Linked DNA regions of Homo sapiens: region 1 is linked to region 2. Evidence: read pairs that join two places in POLR2A ChIA-PET (ENCODE). Cell type or tissue: A673. All regions are shown on one strand. Each heading gives the region's core, and the rest is flanking DNA. Links, peaks and the distances in the headings are about the cores only. Region 1 holds the start of HSD11B2 (hydroxysteroid 11-beta dehydrogenase 2). Region 2 overlaps ATP6V0D1-DT (ATP6V0D1 divergent transcript).

What was found. ChIA-PET counts read pairs that join two places held together with the same protein. Peaks named below come from ENCODE experiments on the same cell type or tissue, not always from the same donor. Only the 100,000 strongest peaks of a DNase experiment are listed, where the experiment ranks them.
Region 1: POLR2A ChIA-PET joins it to region 2 with 15 read pairs; 6 of 35 experiments call an interaction of 5 or more read pairs at or near these places.

The regions. Positions count from the first base shown.
Region 1 is chr16:67,429,377-67,432,279 of GRCh38, reverse strand. It overlaps HSD11B2 (hydroxysteroid 11-beta dehydrogenase 2), which reads right to left and starts at 1,159. Exons shown (of 5, transcript NM_000196.4): 1 at 767-1,159. The coding sequence starts at 1,031. RefSeq lists silencers at 1,041-1,220, 1,441-1,490. In A673, for the core only: no CTCF peak of the experiment used is centred there; a DNase peak (open chromatin) is centred at 1,149; H3K4me3 peaks cover 730 bases.
Region 2 is chr16:67,503,675-67,506,577 of GRCh38, reverse strand. It overlaps ATP6V0D1-DT (ATP6V0D1 divergent transcript), which reads right to left. Exons shown (of 4, transcript NR_184227.1): 4 at 175-2,553. Among named protein-coding and RNA genes, the nearest start is that of AGRP, 22 kb to the right of the region's middle. RefSeq lists an enhancer at 1,741-1,850. In A673, for the core only: no CTCF peak of the experiment used is centred there; no DNase peak of the experiment used is centred there.

The DNA.
Region 1 (2,903 bases), core at 167-2,666, 74 kb after region 2:
GCCTCCAGCCCCCCCCCCCCTTCCCCTTCCCTCCCTCTGGTGACAGATTTATTCCCTGCTCCAGACAAAGGAGCTCAGCTAGGCGGCCAGAGGCACCTGAGCCCAGCTCTCTAAGAGCTCCTTCCTGGGCACAGAGGACCAGGAGGGCTTGGGGGTGGGGTGCTGGGTGTAGGCTCCAAACTACTGCCTCAGCAGTTTGGCAGTGGGTGGCTAGACAGAAAGACAGCTGAATGTCCAGCTGCCCCTCACGGTGACCTCTAGCTTTTCTGAACTCCAAGGATCCCAGCCAGTGGGGGATGGGTGGGGTGGGGAAGTTCCCCATCTAAGCTCTTCCCTCTGGCCCGAGGAATGGGAGATGGGTATCTTAGGTGGGGATGTCAGGCAGAGTTCAAGGGGTAACGATCCTCCCTTCTCAAGGCCTCCGAAGTCCCCTGAGACTGCTCTCTTGGGGAAGGGAATGGCATAAACTCTCAAACTCCAGGAGGTTCCCTCTTCTCAGCCACCAGTCAGTTTCCTTCTCGAACCGGCCCACTCCCTGTCTCACTTTCCCTCCAACACTCCCCGCAGCGGCAGGTAGTGAACCCGGGCTTGGGGAGGTGCCCGGCGCTCCCTATTTGGCTCGCTCCCTGCACCCAGGGGTGGAGAACTCTCCCACTCTTGCGCTGAGGAGCCCGCCTTGGCTGTGCCCATGGGGAGTCAGTCCTGTTGAGTGTCCAGTCCCGCCCTCGAGCCTGGAGTCCCCGCGCTCCGCGACCCGCGCACTCACCGGTGATGAGCACCGCGCGAGTGGCCACCGGCAGGCGCTGCGGGCGCGCCAGGCGGGACAACGCGATCCAGCCGGCGGCGGCCAGCACGGCGAGTGCGGCCGGCGGGGGCAGCAGGCGCTGGCACAGCCAGTCGAGCGCGGCCAGCAGCGCCAGCGCCGCCAGCAGCGGGCGGCCCAGACGCAGGTCTGAGCGCAGCAGCTGCAGCAGCGCGCGGGCAGCCACGAGCAGCCAGGCGCCGCCCGACGGCCAAGGCCAGCGCTCCATGGCGGCCCAGCGGGCTGGGGCGGGGCGGGGCGGGGGCCGGGCCGGGGAGCGGGGAGAGAGAGCTTCTAGGCCGGGGCGCGGAGTGCGGGGGTACACCGGCCTGGGGCGCGAGAGGGACACTCGCTTTCTCTGCTCGCCCTCGGGCCGAGCTTATGAAGAGCCCCGGGGGCGGGGGAGAGGGCGGGGAGCGGGAGGGGCGGGGGCGGGGCTTTCCTTCACTTCTCTCCCGGCACCCCCCGCAGGGCAGGTGCTCCCCCCCCGCCCCGCCCCCTCGACCAGATTCGATTTGGAAAAAGCCGGAACAAAGTCCCAAAGTTGCTGCGCTCGAGGAGCCGCCTGGCTGCGGGCGGTGCTTGGGAGAGGGCCCGTCGGTCCAGCCCGGGTGCCCGGCCTCAGCTCTCCGCCGCGCCCCCACCCACACGCCCGGGGCCGCCAAGCCGCCGCGCTCAGGTGAGCACATGCCACTCACGCTTGTTCGGGACACCTGAGGACACGCACAACCGGCATCCCGGTGCCCTTTGCTGATCGCACCACCGCGGCCGCCAAGCCTGCAGGAACACCGCGAGGAACCAGCCGGTGCTCACCCGGTCTCCGCTGCCGCTGCCGCTGCCGCCCGCGCCCGTACACGCGCCGCACTCCCACGTGGTCGGCTGCGCCAGGTCCCTGGCGCACACACCCTAAGGCGCGCTCACCCCTGAGCAGCTCGCGGCCACAAAACCTGCCTGGGACAGGGGCTGGCGGGGGAACAGGACGACCGCTCCCGGTTCTTGGAGTCTCTGCCCCGTCTTTCCCTTTCCTTCCAGGGCTTAAACCTGGGGACGCACAACCCCACTTCCTGCCTCACAAATGTATGTGTGTGGGGGTCAGTGGAGGGTGGGGTGTCAGAGGAAGCACCTAGGTCTCCCATTACTTATGGCCCACCCCCGCCAACCCCAAGAGCCAGGCCAGAGGGACGTCGGTGAAGGCAGCCTCTAGGACAGGGTGGTCCCTGCCTTGCTCCCCTGAACCCCCAGGGGGTAAAATAAGTGGTATGAGTGTGGGTGGATTTTTCTGCCTGCGTGTGTGAAGGTCTCCATGCTTGTGTGTGGCCCAGTGGCCCCCCACCCTGCCCACCCCCGTGTCTGGCACCCTGTGCCTAGCATCCATGCCAGGGCTCTGCCAGGCACTGGGAGTTGGTGCCAGTACCTGGCTGCAGGCTTGATGCTGAGAGCAGTAGGTGTAGCCCTCGACAGAGGGGTCCCTGCTTCCCGTGGGCTTCCAGGCCGTGCTCAGTGCCTCATCCCTGCCCTCCCAAGATCCTGGGAGGTTGTGGACTCCCTGTCACACTTCCTAGCCCTGTTGCTCATTCTCTCTTAGGTGCCCAGGCTCTGCCAGGGTTTCAGGGCAATGCCTCCTCCAAAGCCCTCTCTGCCACCAGACACAGCCCCCTGGTGAGCCAGGGAAATCTCAGGGGAGGCTGGGAGCCAGACCCACCTAAAGGGAGAGTCTCTGGGTGGAGGACCAATTTGCCCTGAGCCACTCCTGTGCCTCCACCTATCCCTCCTCCTAAGGACAGATGACAGGCAAGCCCCAGACCTGGGAGGCAGGACTTGAATGAGGAGGGTGTGTGTGCCTGACCTTGGGTACATGACCTTGTGTGCCTGTGTTTGTAAGCACTTGTGTCCATGGGACTCTGTGGCTTGTCCAGGCCATTTGGTTGTGTCACTCCCTATGCCATGACCCTGTGTGTGCAAGTGAGTACATTTGTGTGCATTGTGTGTGTTTCTGGTAACTCTCTGTCCTTCGGTCTGGGTCATCCTGCCTCTAGAAACTCAGGGAAACATTCCTTTTCCAAAGTCACTGATTCCTGTTGCGGTGAATGTATGGCCCAGG
Region 2 (2,903 bases), core at 119-2,618:
TTCCTCTTTGGAAAAAGCACAGGACACAGATCGTACTGTGACTTGTGTCTCTTTTTCCCCGGGCGTGTCCTCAACCTTGGCAAGATAAACCTCTAAATTGATTGAGATGCCTCAGTCACTTTTTGGTTCACACCATTAATATTTACCATGTGAGAAATTAAAACAGAGAAAATGTTTACATGTTTATTAATTTATTTAAAATGATATCATGAAACCATTACATGTTAACACAACTTTTTTTTTTTTTGAGAAGGTGAAGGTGTCTTGCTCTGTTGCCCAGGCTGGAGTGCAGTGGTGCGATCTTGGCTCACTGCAACCTGCCCCTCCCAGGTGCAAGCAATTCTTCTGCTTCAGCCTCTCAAGTAGCTGGGATTATAGGCGCATGCCACCAAGCCCAGTTATTTTTTTTTTTTTTTTTTGAGACGGAGTCTTGCTGTCGCCCAGGCTGGAGTGCAGTGGCGCGATCTCTGCTCACTGCAGGCTCTGCCCGCTGGGTTCACGCCATTCTCCTGCCTCAGCCTCCTGAGCAGCTGGGACTACAGGCGCCCGCCACCTCGCCCAGCTAATTTTTTGTATTTTTAGTAGAGATGGGGTTTCACCATGTTAGCCAGGATGGTCTCGATCTCCTGACCTCATGATCCGCCCGCCTTGGCCTCCCAAAGTGCTGGGATTACAGGCGTGAGCCACCGCGCTCAGCCAGCCCAGCTAATTTTTATATTGTTAGTAGAGATGGGGTTTCATTATGTTGGTCAGGCTGGTCTCGAACTCCTGATCTCAAGTGATCCTCCCACCTCAGTCTCCCAGCGTTGAGATTACAGGCATGAGCCACTGTGCCCAGCCAACACAACATACTTTTAATGAAAAATAACTACATTTTTCCAAACCAAAAAGAAAGTGAAAACAGTGGTATTGTTTTGTATTTTTTGCAAATCTCTTCAATGTCTGGTTTAATATTCTGGTTTAATTCCCATATCTGCTTCTATACTCAACCTGTTTCAACATCACATGTCACAAACAGCCAGGCGCAGTGGCTCACACCTATAATCCCAGCACTTTGGGAGGTGAAGGCGGGAGGATCACTTGAGGCCAGGAGTTGGAAGACCAGTCTGGGCAACATAGCAAGACCCCTCTGTCAGTATAAAAAACAAAATAAAAAAACACATGTCATGTAGCCTCTGGAAAATCCCACTGTACACTCATGAAAGACAAATAATATCTTTTTTTTTTTTTTTGAGACAGTGTCTTGCTCCATCACCCAGGCTGGAGTGCAGTGGTGAGATTTCAGCTCACTGCAATCTCTGCCTCCCGGATTCAAGCAATTCTCCTGCCTCAGCCTCCTCCTGAGTAGCTGGGATTACAGGCATGCATCACCACACCCAGGTAATTTTTGTATTTTTAGTAGAGACTGGGTTTCACCATGTTGGCCAGGCTGGTCTGAAACTCCTGACCTCATTATCCATTTGCCTTGGCCTCCCAAAGTGCTGAGATTATAGGCGTGAGCCACCGTGCCCAGCTGACAAATAACATCTTAATATTACCGTGAACCTAGTGTAGACTTTATGGATACTTCAAAAGGACCGCACTTTGGAAACCACAGAGTTAAACAATATCAAGTCTCATTGGCTTCATGCAATAAAAATGTACTCCAATGAAGACTGGCCAGCTTCCCATGGAGAGCTGGCTTTTTCCATCATGCTGTAAATTATACCATCTGGAATGCGTGGTTTCCAAGTTTACTGAGAGAGAGAAGGGGGCTGGTGAATCAGGTGGGATGCTTTTAAGGGTAGGGCCTGAGCCAGGCACACTGGCTCATGCCTATATGACATCAGCTATTAGGGAGGCTGAGGTGGGAGGATTGTTTGAGCACAGGAGGTTGAGGCTGCAGTGAGTCATGATCACAGCACTGCACTCCAGCCTGGGTGACAGAACAAGACTCAGACCTTTAAATAAAAAAAAGACTAGGGCCTAGAGGTGGGGCATGTCACTGGAAATGTCATCTTCCTGTGTGTCCAGGAAGAGAATTGGGTGTGGTGAACACTTAGCATCTGCTCCACCCCTGGGGTGATCGTGGCGCTCACATGATCCTGTGACCGGAAGCCTCCACAGGGTCACTTCATGAACATTTCTCATGTTTCTGCAGCATTTTCAAACAGTTGCCCTGTTAGTGACAGCAGTTATAACAGGTGACTTTGACTTCGAGCATTTGTCCCATTCAAATTAATTTTTCTATTTTAATTATAAAAGTAATACATGTTCACACACACAAAGCATCATTTCAATGATCAGAAGGACAAAAGAGAAAGATAAACATTACACCCCATGGAACCTCCTTGAACTGTGTCACCACCCGCGAGAAGCATAGTGAATTCTCTCAAAAAGTTTCTTTGCATCTCTAAGCTTACATCTACATCTATTTTTTGGAATGCAGTTGGGGTCATATTATGCATACTGTTCTATAAATCCGGAAGGAGGGGCATTAAGTAGACAAGATGATATGCAGAAGCAGATGGAAGGTAGAAAAACTCCTCTGCATGAATTCAGGGCTCCCTCTGGCTGAAAGAAGAAAAAGAAGAGCGTGGCTGGGGATGTGGCCGTAGAGCAATGACAGTCAGGCCTAGCCTCCCAGCAGCACGCAGGAGAGGCAGCCAGACCCCCAGATGGACTGCCCAGTCCTCACAGGCAGATAGGGTGTGGACAGCCTCACAAAAATGCCTGGGTCCCCAGCACTGCAGAGTCTTCAGCAAGTTGCTGGGCCTAGAGTCGTGACGACTAGGCATGGTGGCCTTCTCAGTGGTCATCTGTGAGGACACATAACCATGGACTAATTCCCCTCCTACCCTCTGCGTGGCATAACCCTGAACAGAGAACAAACACAAGAACAAACCTAGTGCCAGGAGTGGAAC